2 separate regions of the Homo sapiens genome follow, and region 2 is linked to region 1. Evidence: chromatin contacts called from ENCODE Hi-C data. All regions are on one chromosome and are shown on one strand. The core of a region is the stretch at or near the end of the contact, and the rest is flanking DNA. Distances in the headings are between cores, read along the strand shown.

Region 1 (6,764 bases), core at 2,938-5,437:
TCTTAAGAAAATGTTTGTTTTAGTTACCAAAAGTAACCACTTAAAAGACCCTCCATAATCTGATTTTTTTGGAGAGGAAGATGATCATATATTTTGCTAAACAGCAAAAAAGGAATTAAAATAAATTATGATATATAATACATGTAAATAAAAATAATAAAAGGAACCAATTACAAGAGGTCATAGCAAAAGGAATGTATTAAAATATATTCAGAAATAGGTAATCCTAAAGAAAATTATTATCTTGGTTCTTTTATTGTAGCTAGAGGAATGGATTTAGTCAAGTGAGATTAGAATCAGTGACTATACATTATTTACTATGTAAATAATAGGATATATACTTTGGAGGAGATGCTAGATGTTTTGAAATTTTCATCCTTGCAAATATATATTTCAACAATCTGGTCATTTTCAACCTGAACATTTTTTTCAATCTGAACATTACTCTTAACTAGTACTTGTACATTTTTACAATATTATGATTGAAGTTTGTAAAGATGATCCAATATGTCTTCTGAATCATAGAAGAATTATTAAATTAGGATATGTTTTTATTATTTGCAAGCTGGTAATCCGGTCTGTTGTTGTTTCTTTTTCTTTTAACACTTCTAGACTAATCGGAGCATGCTTATCAGGTATCTAACCTTGGGCTCATTCTTTGATCATCTTTGACAACACAGAGTTTACACTCAACAAACATATAGCAACCAACAGCTGATAAATTTAAGATTCATGCTATTATAGCAGTGTCTATCACAAAATAATTGTGACTTAACTAAAATTTTAACAAATGCCACATAACTCTTTTTAATAAAAACATAATTTTTCCACAATGAAGCACAAACAGATATATCTTCATTTCTAATTTGATAGAATGTAGTCTGCTGGTGTCACCAAGACAGTAGATTTCAGGAATAGGCCAGATCTCATTTTAATCTGAGTTAGGACAGATGTTCAAGTTTGACTTAAGAGGTCTTATCCAGTTACATCTTAACTCACTCCTGACTTCCCCAGAGATGGGTACGATGGCTCTGCCTACAACAGAGGGCCTACAGAGGGACTTCTTTACATGATCCTCTGACAAACATGAGCTGAGCATGATGAGTATTAGGGTTCCCTAGAAGCAGAGCCTAAGGTGGGGCATGATTCTTGGGCCAGTGATTTAGAGCGAGTGCTCTCAGCAGCAGCGGAGTGAGAGAAGCAGGATATGGCTGGAGGAAAAAACCTAAGCTCGCTGGAAACAAGCTCTAGCCTAATCCCAGGAGGAGCTCTGGAGTAGGATTTACACCACAGAATTGGTCAACCTTGAGGCAAGGTACCCTTGTACTCTCATCATCAGTTAGTCATTGCTTTTGGCTGCAGGGTTGTGTGTGTAGGGGTTGGGGTTATTAAACAGAAATCTCCCAGGCAATGAACCTCTTCTGCAGAGTGCAATTCTGCAGAGAAGGAAGCAGCTGTATTCATCAGCTAATACCCACAGCAGCTGGGGGATGGATCTATCTGCCTTGTAAAGGGGGCCTGAACTGGTCACCAGCTGTGTAAAACACTATGGTATAGAAACACTGTCATATATATGTTAGGACCCCAGAACAGCTCTGAAGAAACAAATAACTGAAACATACTGAAGAAAGCACTGCAGAACCTGAACACTTAAATTATGTACGTAGAGCATTGCTTCTAAAAATATGCTATGAGTACGACTAAGGATGCTAGGAACACATCTCCCTTTCTAACATTGGGTTTACGAACATCCTCTCCCCTCAACTACCCAGTTTGCTTAGCAGTAGCAGCTGGTGGTGAATTCTGCCATTAGGGCAAGATGCCCAGCAAGGAAAGAACTGGGTTGGTTAGGAGAATTTAAGGCAGATGAAGTCTCTGGAATGGGGATATGGTGTGTAGGGTGAAAGGAGCTAAAAGGGAAAGGTTTCTTTGTGTATGAAACCCACTCACCAATCTCCACCATTTGTTTATTTCTACCGGCCCTAGAGACACTCTTGTTGGCTCGTCTTTCCTCTGCCAACACTTTTGCTTTGCATCAGGATTTTTCTCTTTCCTCGCCTCTGAAACTCGACTTCTCACAGCTCTACCCCTTACACTGACACTTTCTAATAGTTTGACAGCTAGAAATAATGGAGAAAATTAAGTAAAAAGTCTTTCCGTGCTACCTCTGTTATTTTTGTTTTTAAATTTGGCCAAGCCCAGACATGTGTGCTATCGTTGGGTGTTGGGGGAAAAAATAAAAGACAAGATGATTTGTCTGCAATTCAAACCCAAGAGGGTTTCCTAGGTGTGGAGTGATGGGTTCTGAAATGCCAAATGAGAAAGAAGGTCAGGGAGCTACAAAAGAGGTACAGAGGTAGGGACAAGGCAGTGCTTCATTTACCTTCAGCAAACCTGGTGATTTACCTTCTCCTTCAGTCCCTTCACCATCACCAATCCTTCCCCTGAAAAAACCATTGTGGACTGCCTGATGATAAGTTGGGAAGTGAGAGTGGGTAGGTGTGGAGCAAGAATAACAACATCCTGGGTACCGTACATTCTGAAGGAACAGAGGGAATTCCTGTTTTGTTTTAACCTGGGACAGAGGGGATTGGTTTGTTCTCTCCAGGCTGAGGCAGTAATTCCTGACTCTAGGGACTGCTGATATGGAAATTACTACTACCACTCTGGGTGGAGTCAGATGAGTATATTAAAGAGTCTCATTGTACTGTCCTAAAATAAGCAAGATCTTTGCTAATATCCAAGCTTTACAGAACGGTGGGATGAGGTGAAGGCCCTGTACCTTTATCCCCAGTGGTCTTCAGTACTATAGGAAGTAATGGGGCCTGTGTGGCACAGTGGAGGGCAATGAGTGAGCTGGTTATGCCAATTCCTACTATAGTCACCTCCTTGGCTGCCAGCCTTCAAGGGAGAGATCTTTGCCTTAGTGGGTTCTGCCCTTCTGCTTCTGAAGAGAACCTAGTCTTTCTGTATGGGCATTCAGGCAATTCTTGGGGTGGGGAGTTGGGGGAGAGAGAGCACTTGAAAAGAATTTATGGTGGCCTTTTTCTCAGTGATATTTGAGAAATACCAAGACACATCTGAATGTATCTGAGTTTAAGTCTTGGCTCTATTTGTTATTAGCTCTGTGACCGTGGGCAAGTTATTGATTTATATGCAATCTGACTAATCTGAGTTTTCTTAGCTGCTTTAAGCAGACAAAGAGGACAGGAAAGGGTAATACACTTAAGAACCAGCAAAGGGCTATTGTGAGGATGAAGCAATAACAACAAAATGGGTTTAAAGCACTTATCATAGTGCGTGGTCCATAGAACTGCAAACGTTGGATTTTGCTTATTTTAGGACAGTACAAAGAGACTCTTTAATATACTCTTCTGACTCCAGCCAGAGTGGTAGTAATTTCCATATCAGCAGTCCCTAGAATCAGGTATTACAGCCTCAGCCTGGAGAGAACAGGGCAATCCCCTCTATCCCAGGTGAAATGATTATTATCATTTATTATTTATTAGCCAGAGGTCTTAGGTGAGATCAAATTCAATCATTATAATTTATATTTCAATATACTGCTTAACTTCATGATAGGCAATGTTCTAGGTGCTCCTCACATGTGAAATTTTAATATTTTTACTGCAACTCTGGAGGTAAGTACTATTATTATACCAATTCTACAGATGAAAAAGCCAAGGAATAGCATGCTTGAATCACTTGCCCAAGATGCCATGTTTAGATAGTGGTACAGTGGGGATTCGAACGCGGGAGCTCAGGTTTCAAAGTCTGTGCTCTTTACATATGCAGCTAAAGAGTCAGACAAGAACCAAAAGGAGATGGAGAATAGAGGGTAGAAAGGGCACAGGTTCAAGGTGAAAGGTCAGAAACTGCAAATTCGGAGTTTGGGTTGGTCTAGCAGCTTAAAGGCGTCATCATGAACTGTTCACCTAAGTAAGTTAAGCTCCTGTTTGAGAATGACTGATAAGCTTGCAAGCCAACTTACAAACAAACTGGGGAAATGTTCCAATAGATGACTAAGTCTTTTAGGTCTTTTTACCTGTGTTTTTCGGTCTCTATACCAGATTAGTCGCCTGGCTCTCCCAAACAGACCGGCCAACTGACGTAGTCGCGAAACGGTTAATGTCGAGGCGGGGGCGGGGGAGGCGGAAATAAAGAGAGCGGAAGCAAAGAGGATTGTGGGAGCTCCGTTGTGCGTCGCTTAAGTGAGGGCGGCGGATGGGCGAAGGTCCGGTGACTGCGACTGTCGCTGCTTTCTGAGGCCACAGGAAAGGGGCCGTCGGTCGCCGCCATGACAGCGAGCGAGGCGGAGGTTTGTAGCACTTCTTATGGGCTGAGGGCGTAGACACATCCTGCTTCCAGCCTAGCAGGCAAACGGGAACGGAAGTGATAGGGGATCAGAAGTTGCGAGGGGATGAGGAGTAGGGGAAACTGACAAGCGGACGGACCCGGCGGCGAGAATTGATGGCGTAGCTGTAGGATTAAGGGGCGTGTCAACTGTGTTGTGTGTGTTGACACTGAGATGTGTGAATCCCCTCATTATTTTTAGCTGGGGACAGGCGGGGTCTATGGGGGAGGGGGCGGACGGATGAATGGAGGATAAAATCAGGGCGAAAACGTGTTGTCTGCTGGGCACCAGTACATCTGAGTCACATCTCAGCAGGATGATTTTATTGGAAAGATCTAGGTCCCTGGTTTCAGATTCTGCTATTGATGCGTTGATTGATTTCCCTTACCAAAATACCAAGTACCTGCTCTGTGCTGGGTACTGCACTAGAGGCTCCGGATGAGGAAAGGAATTAGGCTTTTTCCTCGACATTTACAGCCTGCCGGTTGCTATCTGCATTTGGAGACAGGCTATTACAATACAAGGAGACAGAGATAGATCCTGTGTTATGAAAATCTATTGGGTGCCACCGAACTCATCTGGGAGTTGAGATCTGGGACGGCTCTTTGATGCGGTGATTTAACATATATTTTGAAGACAAAATAAGCAGGGCAAAAACGAAGTGCAATTTTCCTCCAAGCACCTTCCCTCCCTGTTGAGGTGAACTGGAGAACTGAGTAGCATTTAAGGCCCAAAATTAGTGTATTTCTTTTTTTTTTTCTTTCTTTCTTTCTTTTTTTTTTTTTTGATAAGGAGTCTCTCTACTTCTGTCGCCCAGGCTGGAATGCAGTGGCGTGATCTCCGCTCACTGCAACCTCCGTCTGCCGGGTTCAAGTGATTCTCCTGCCTCAGCCTCCCGGGTTGCTGGGATTAGAGGCACCCACCACCACTCCCGGCTAATTTTTATATTTTTATATTTTTAGTAGAGACGGGGTTTTACCATGTTGGCCAGGTTGGCCTCGAACTCCTGACCTCAAGTGATCCGCCTGCCTCGGCCTCCCAAAGTGCTGGTATTACAGGCATGAGCCACCGCGCCCGGTCCCCACAACTAGTTTATTTCTGGTAAGAGCATTTGCCCATCACAATGGGACTTCCAGGCGCCTCTGGAAGAATCAGTCTTACGTGAGTGCAAAGCCTGCAAGCTCTGGGTAGGACTACGATGGAGGTGCTAGTTACTTGGTTTTCCAGCAAACTCGGTTCACAGCAGGGAATTGTGCACCCACCAGAAATCCTAAGCAATATTTCTCTGAACAAGAAAAGAAGCCTCTTTGTTTACCAGAGAAACAACAGTATAGCAGTCTAAGTCAGTGGCTCTCAAACTTTCCTGTGAATCAGAATCAGATGGAGCGTTTCTTAAAACCAAGATTGCTAGGTCCCATCCACAGAGTTGCCCCTACAGTTGGTCAGGAGTGGACCCCCGAATTTACATTTCTAACTAGTTCCCAGGAGATGCTGATACTCCTGGACATGGGGCCATACTTGGAGAACTATAGGTCTAAACGGAGCTGACAATAAATTGGAAAGAATATCTCCTGGAATCTCTTAGAACCCGGGAGGCAGAGGTTGCAGTGAGCCAAGATTGCGCCACTGCACTCCAGCCTGGGCAACAGAGTGAGACTCTGTCTCAAAAAAAAAAAAAGAATATCTCCCCTAGGGAAGGCTAGGCACACTCCTAAACGTCAGGCATGTCTGAATTCAGACACAGTAGATATGAAATAAAATGGACTTATTTGACACTGCTTAGAAAATCTTTTTATTTTTATATTTGTATAATTTTATTGTATATTTACAAATTGTATACATTTATAGAGTTCAAAGTGGTATTTTATATATATACAATGTAGAATGATTAAATCAAGGTAAATAACATATTCATCACCTAAAATTTTATCTTTTTTTACACAAAAATGACTCAACATGGAATTTAATAGTTTTTTTGTGGTGCTAACATTTGAAATGTACTCTTAGCTCTTTTGGAATATGAAATTTTGAAATATCACCACCATTCTATTCTCTGTGTTTGTGGGTTCCATTGTTTTAGATTCCACATACAAGTGAGAACATGAAGTATTTGTCTTTCTGTGCCTGGCTTATTTCACTTAGCATAATGTTCTCCAGGCTCATCAATGGACAGATTTTCCTGATTTTTGAAGACTGAATAATATTTCATTGTGTATGTATAGCACATTTGCTTTATCTGTTCATCCACTGATGGACACTTAGGTTGATCCCATAACTTGGCTATTGTGATAAATCCTGCAATGAACATAAGAGTACAGATATCTCTTCGACATACTGATTTCAAATTCTTTGGATATATACCCAGAAGTGGGATTGCTGGATCATATAGTAATTCTATTTTTAGTTTTTT
Region 2 (6,764 bases), core at 4,265-6,764, 3.0 Mb before region 1:
TAGGCATGCTGCGAAGGAAGGTAGAAGTGGTAACACGGGTTTTCGAGGATTATCGTCACGAGGAGCATGCACACAATGTCAACACTGCTTTTTAGTGAATGACCATATCTTCAGCATGTCGTTTCTGGATTATTACCTACAAATTCTGATGTTAAATAGAGTAGTATTTATACTTAATATTTCATCTTGATCATAATGAATTGTGCATCCTTTTTTTCATTTAAGTATTGTACTGTTGAGAATTATACCTTAGTTTTGTTTTTAGTATTAGAAAATCAAAATTATACTAGCCCCTTTGTCCAGACAGCAACCTCTTAGATGCTGACTCTATATGTGTAATTTATGTCTTACTCTCCCTGGCATCAGTACACATCATCCTTCTCACTCCAGTTGAATCATAGGGTGATGTCTGCCAAAAGTACATGCCAACCTATATAGTGCTAGATACTGTAAAGTCTCTTCTCCTCAAAGGAACCTACTGTCTAGTTTGAGATATAATTAATGCTTGTCTGCATAAAAACAATATAGATAATATAAAGAAGTGCAGTATGAATTATAGAAAGTGTGTTATAGAGATTCAGAGCAGGGAGGAAAAGTTAGGGTAGATTATTATTAAAGGGTTAAGGAAAGGTAAGTTTCAAGGAATTTGGTTATTTTTAATGTATGGATATACTGGCATTTTATTTGGTTTTAGCATATGATTTATAGTTGGTGATTTCCGTATATTTGTTTGTTTTTCTTTTTTTTTGTTTGTTTGTTTTGTTTTGTTTTAAATAAGCCTTGTTCTTAGGTTTGGAACAGTCTGGTCTCCTGTGTTTCATGTTTCACCTAAGTCATAAATAAAGGTAATGTCCTAAAAAAAAACATGTAATACTGAAATTAACTATTAAAAGTTTTTAAGTGACTAGAGCTCAGTAACCTATAATTTATTGAGCTAAATTTTCTGTTGTACTGATTGCACACGACCATCGTGGCGGGTACACATTACACGAAGAAATATTTTTGAAATGAATATTAGCAACGATTAGTCTTATGAGCAGACTAAATGCCAAAATTGACATGGACTCTTTTTTTTCTACTCAAACTTTTCCAAGCAGCAGCTTCTTATCCAGTAAGTTTTTGTAACCACGCAGAATTATAGAATGTGAAAATAATCCAGAACTCATATAATCTTGTGAATTATTTCTGTAGATACACAACTTTTAAGTATAATCTTTAGTAATCTCTAATTTTTCAGTTCAGTATTATTACTCTTATACTGTAGATAAGAGTAATACTAAAGACATTTTTTCCCATTGCTTTTGGAGATTCAACTCTTGTAAAGTAGCCTGTGTACAAGTTCTACATTCAGTAATGAAAATATAGTTTATCAGAAGAAACACTGACTCTAGTCTTGTTCCTGCCTAATTAACTGGACAAATAATTTCATCTTGGGCATTATCTTTGTCCATAAATGAAAGAGTTGGATCATATTAGGGTTTCCCAAACTGTTTTGTGAGAAGGAACTGGTTTTCATTTCTCTGAAGTTTTGAGATTCCTTTATGTCTTTTCACTGTGAGTAGAGTGCTTACTCTATATTTCCTAAGTAAAATAAAGAAAAAGGAGACTACAATACTGCTTATACTATCTTACTGTTACATTATCTTCAGTGGGAGTTCTAGTGTTTTTCCTAGTACATAGAAGATGCCAGAGGATAGCAACTGGCTTCTAGATTGATCTAGTAATGTTATTAAGACTTACAGGGTGATCTCAGTATACTGTCTGGAATTGTACATTGGACTAAATCATAAATCATCTCTAAGATTCTTCCTGACCATTTCTAACATGTAAAGAAATGACATTGTTGAACAATTTTTTTTTGTTTGTTTTTTGAGACAGGGTCTTGCTCTGTCACCTAAGCTAGAGTGCAGTGCCGTGATCTTGGCTCACTGCAACCCCTGCCTGCTGGGCTGAAGTGATTCTCCTACCTCAGCCTCCCAAGTAGTTGGGACTACAGGTGCACACCACCACACCTAGCTAATTTTTGAGTTTTTTGTAGAGATGGGGTTTTGCCATGTTACCCAGGCTGGTCTTGAACTCCTGGGCTCAAAGGACCCACCCGCCTTGGCCTCCCAAAGTGCCAGGATCACAGGCGTGATCCACCGTGCCCAGTCACGTTGACAAATCTTAATTAAAAGGTCAGAAATACAGAAATAAGCTATTTTTACCAGTAATGTTAAAGCATCATTTATGTTAGGCACTGGAGTCTTCAGCCCCTCGTAACCATTGTTAACCAGCTGACATATTAGCTGAAGAATTCTTAAATTTAAAGTGTTGACACTATCCCAGTACATACCCATTTTTTAATCCTTTGAAAAGATGCTATATTTGTTCTCTATAACAGCATTTATGCTATTTCATTTGGGAAATTTGAAAGACTTGCACAGTTGTTTACTCTTAATATAAGATGGTGAGTAGATTCAAGAGAAGATTTTTGGTTTTAACATCTTCTTCCATATCTTGGAATCATAACTGCTTCATAATGTAGTCTTCAGAAGCGTGCCACAAACAAAGCACCTAAAAAGGACAAACTCAGAAAATGTGTCTCTGTTAAGAAGGAGCTTCTGGATTAATTAAACTAACCTTGTTAAATTGACAGAAAGACAAATGAGGCATATTTTTCGGTTTGTCATAAATTCTTCTAGGGGTAAAATTGTGAAATTAGGTAAGATCTCTGTGCCCATGTATAACATCTAGAGATCTCCAAGGCTTTGTATACACTGTCTGATGTCCTTTTAAGCTGGGGAGAAGAATGTTGTGGGAAACAGAATAACTATTATTACACAGTTAACAAGTTTGGCAGAATTAGAAATGGCCTGGTTTTCTTTTTAGTGTAATTTTCTGAATGTTTGTCTGTTTGTACCTATCACTTGCGCTGGTTACAGTTATACACAGGTATGTAGAGTACTTCTTATGACCTTGCTTTCCAGTTGCAATTCCACAGCTATGTGAATATGTATCTTAGCTATTCGTTCTCCACTCATCCCACCTAGTGGATTTGCAATGTAGTGTGTATCATTTCAGTATCAATAGGCTATATGTTTTATTAGAAGTTGTACACAAGTTTGGTGTGATGGTTGGTGTAATATTTGTTCCATCCTTTGCCACCGTCCCAGGGGATAAGCACACTAGCAACCTTGGTGTATTTTTCCATTTCCTTGTCAATATGTCAATTGGGACAGATTGGTTGAGCCACAAAATTCAGCTCTACCACCATATAGGATTTACCTGGTGCAGGCAATGATGTGACCCCCCGTTTTGTTTATACTTATATTCAGTTCACGTTCTGTGCCAAAGCTACAAAGTGGTACATGCTATGCCTGCAGTCATTCACCTTTATGATTCAAGAGCACAGTTATTTGCATGTGACAGGTCTTAGGTAGCTCACCATGACATTTTCAATCTGATAGAAGTTCTCAGGACAGGAAATTCTACAATGTTTTTCAGTAGCTGCTTTTTGGTCCTTTGCTCTAACTTGAGCATGGAAATACAAAGCAGTTTGGATAAGTCTAAATCTACTGATTAACATTTGACTATTTACTCATAGATTACCACTCAATCATGGAATAACTTTAAAACCATACCTTTGTATGTGCTTGACAGTCACCCTATACTTAGGAGGTATCCTCATTTTACAGATGAGAAAACTGGCCTAGACCAGTTAAGAAACTTACTGAAACCCACATGGTCTAGTAACTTACCAGAGCAAAAATTCAAGTCCAGATTGCCTCTAAAACCCTGTCGTGCTATACTGTCAACTGAGAAGTGAGATTCAAATCCAAGTAGTGTGCCCCGCCCCCCACCATTACCTACAATCTTTTCTTCTTTGGCTTCTTGAGATGTAAGAGGGTTTCTCTTTAATTAAAAAAGTATTGACTAGGTAATGTAGTCATGGGTTCAAAATTCAAAGGGCACAAAAAGATACGTGAAGAATTTTTTCTGCCCTTGTCCCTCAGCCATCCAGTTCCCCTACCTGGAGGCATTCACTCATCATTTGTCTGTAAGTTCTCCCAAACATATTTTGTGCATATACAAGCAAACACACATATATATGTTTTTAAGTGACTAGAGCTCCCCTTTTTATGCAAATAGAAGCATAGTATACATATCGTTCTGCACCTTGCTATTGCACTAACTATATTTTGGAGATTGTTTAGTAGCAGTTCATAGAGAACTTTGTCATCTTGGTAACTGCTGCATAGTTTTTCATTGAATGATACATTTTCATAGTATGTTCTTGGATATTTTCATTTCTGTTTTCATAAACAATGTTGCAAGGAATGATAGTAGGTTAGAGGATATATAGTATTGAGGATTCTATTCATAACTGAATTGCTGCTTTAAAGGGAATGTACATTTATGATTTTAGTAGTATCCTCATTTGCCCCCAATAGATGTTGTACCAATTTATATTCCTACCACTAGTGTATTGAGAGCGCCCGTTTCCCCACAATCTCAATAAAACAAGTGTGTTATCAAACTTTTGGATCTTTCCCAATCTGTTAGGTGAAAAATGGTAGTTTAATGTACTTTTAAAAATAAACTTTAAGTTCTAGAACAGTTTTAGATACAGAAAGGTTGCATAGTACAAAGTTCCACATACGTACAACTCAGTTTCCCTTGCATAACTCTGATACATTTGTCACAGCTAACGAACCTTGTTATTAGCTAAAGAGCATAGTTTGTTCACATTTCCTTAGTTTTTACCTCATGTCTTTTTTTCTTTTCCAGGATCCCATCCAAGATACTGCATTACTTTAGTCATCATGACTCCTTTGGTTCCTTTTGGCTGTGACAGATTCTTGTGTTTTTGATGACCTTGCTAGTTTTAAGGAGTACTGGTAGTCAGTGTACTTTAAAATTTGTGAGATTGGACATCTTTTCATACACTTAAAGACATTTGCATTTCCATTTCTGGAAACTAAGAGCCTATGCTTTTAACCACTATACTATACCTCTTTCTTGATTCACCATAATTATCAATAAAACATATGTGGGCCTGAACATACACAGACTTCTGATTCTGAGTGGAGAAAACTCTCAAGTCTCTGTTACAGATAGAGGAGAACCATTAGTACAGGTGATATAGTCAGACTCGTGTCTGATGACTCTGGCTACATCGTGAAGGATGAAGCAGAGGCTCGACTGGAAACGGTAGGTAGGCTGGATAAATCCTTGAAAGAAAAGCAGTGTTGATAAGTTCAAAGGAAATTACAGAAGAGCCAGGAATTAGTGGTAATGGATGAGAGAATCAAGAAGTCAAAGGTGACTCGTTTTATGAGCTGGATATTTTGGGTCTTCTTTTGAACCTAAATGAGAAATTCAAAATAAATATTTGGACAATGTTCAGCATACCTGTCACTTGAGATCTACTTTCTCTTTCTGTTGCCATAGCTCTGTGCTACTACAATTCCCAGAGCCCCATGCTCCATCACAATACCCTTAGAAGTCCGCCGCGCGGAGTTCTGGGACTTGAGGTCCGCGGCCTATTTACCCAAGTTGGAGGTAGGGGCCTGTGGAAACATGAAGAGGTAAGGACTTGTCTGAAGAGCAGGCGGCAAGGGGAGCTTTGTTCTACCTTTTCTTTTGAAAATGGCTTCCATTGCTTTCTGGTTTGGGTATTGCACGTTCTCAGGATGCGGTTTCGTGGGAGCGGGAACACGACAAAGGAGACGGGAGGAGGGGAGACGGGCTGAACAGGCCTGCAGAGCGAAGTTCAGGAAGGGCTGCCACCGGGGCCGGCTGCTGTGGGAATGCCCTCCCGGCACGGGCCCCGGGAGCTGGCCGGGTGCTGCGGCTTCGTCGTTTCACCCGGACCCAGCTGGGCAAAAGGGTTTGAGGCTGACAAATTCCCGGCGCCGGAGATGTAGGTACCTCGGGCCAGCCCCTCGCCGTTCTCCCCTACCTCCACCTCCACCTGAGAAAGGCTCGGGGCGGGCGCATTTATTTGCAACGTCTGTGTGTTAAAGACTACTTGCTTGGGCCCCGAAACCATGTAGCGCTTTCGAATCTTAAAGTAAGGGAGCGGTACTTTGTTTCTAAATGTGGAAGGACAGCACCAAAGCGGTTCGATTTATGGGGTGGGGGGAGGGGAGGTGGAAGGCATTGCTGGGCTCAGTTCCCCTTACTTGTCCTGAGGTAAATGGCCGCTTGAGCCTAAATGGCCTGAGCCTCCTAACTATTGACGGGCTTAAATTAATTTTAGATTCACTCTGCAAGTAGAATCATCACTCTGGAATAGTGCAGTGCATTTAAAATTCTTACTGATATGCTTTCCTGCACTGTCAGTTCCTTGCATCTTTTAAAAAACCGTTTATGACTTTGCCTGCCTGAAACTAACCTTTAATATTTTTTTATGATATCTCCTCCATGCGAAATAATGTATAATGTATATATACAGCTTAAAGAATAATAAAGGTTCGCATCCACTACAAGCTTAAGAAATAGGACATTGCCAGTCCCTTAGAAGTCTACTGTGTCTCTTCCCTCCCTTCGTTCCCCCCTGAGGTGACCACTATCCGGAATTTTGTGTTATTAATTCCCTTGCTTTTAAAAAAGCAAATAGTTTCTAGTACATATGAATTTATCCCTAAACAAAATGTTCCTAGTCATGTATTTGAAGTATTCCTGATACTTCATGCTGGCGTTTCTATTGTAAAAGCTACTAGACTCAATGTGGCTAAAACAATACTGACTTTCCCTTTCCCAAATCATTTATTCCATCT

What was found. Hi-C counts contacts between places; a loop is a spot of excess contacts on that map. Pooled maps may share reads with other maps.
Region 2: a loop to region 1 is called in a map of naive thymus-derived CD4-positive, alpha-beta T cell, with 9 times the contacts of the local background. The contact joins the promoter of RBM41 here to the promoter of SLC25A53 in region 1. A Hi-C loop is called at or near these places in 2 of 168 maps with a recorded cell type or tissue (B cell and naive thymus-derived CD4-positive, alpha-beta T cell), 1 of 37 single-sample maps with no recorded cell type and 8 of 50 pooled maps.

What each region holds. Positions count from the first base shown.
Region 1 is chrX:104,154,432-104,161,195 of GRCh38, reverse strand. SLC25A53 (solute carrier family 25 member 53) reads left to right here and starts at 4,187. Exons shown (of 2, transcript NM_001012755.5): 1 at 4,187-4,318. It also overlaps a transcript of FAM199X not described here. RefSeq lists an enhancer at 4,114-4,413.
Region 2 is chrX:107,117,572-107,124,335 of GRCh38, reverse strand. It overlaps RBM41 (RNA binding motif protein 41), which reads left to right and starts at 5,514. Exons shown (of 8, transcript NM_001324242.2): 1 at 5,514-5,570. The coding sequence starts at 5,563. It overlaps NUP62CL (nucleoporin 62 C-terminal like), which reads left to right. Exons shown (of 9, transcript NM_017681.3): 9 at 4-909. RefSeq lists enhancers at 5,561-5,750, 6,131-6,210.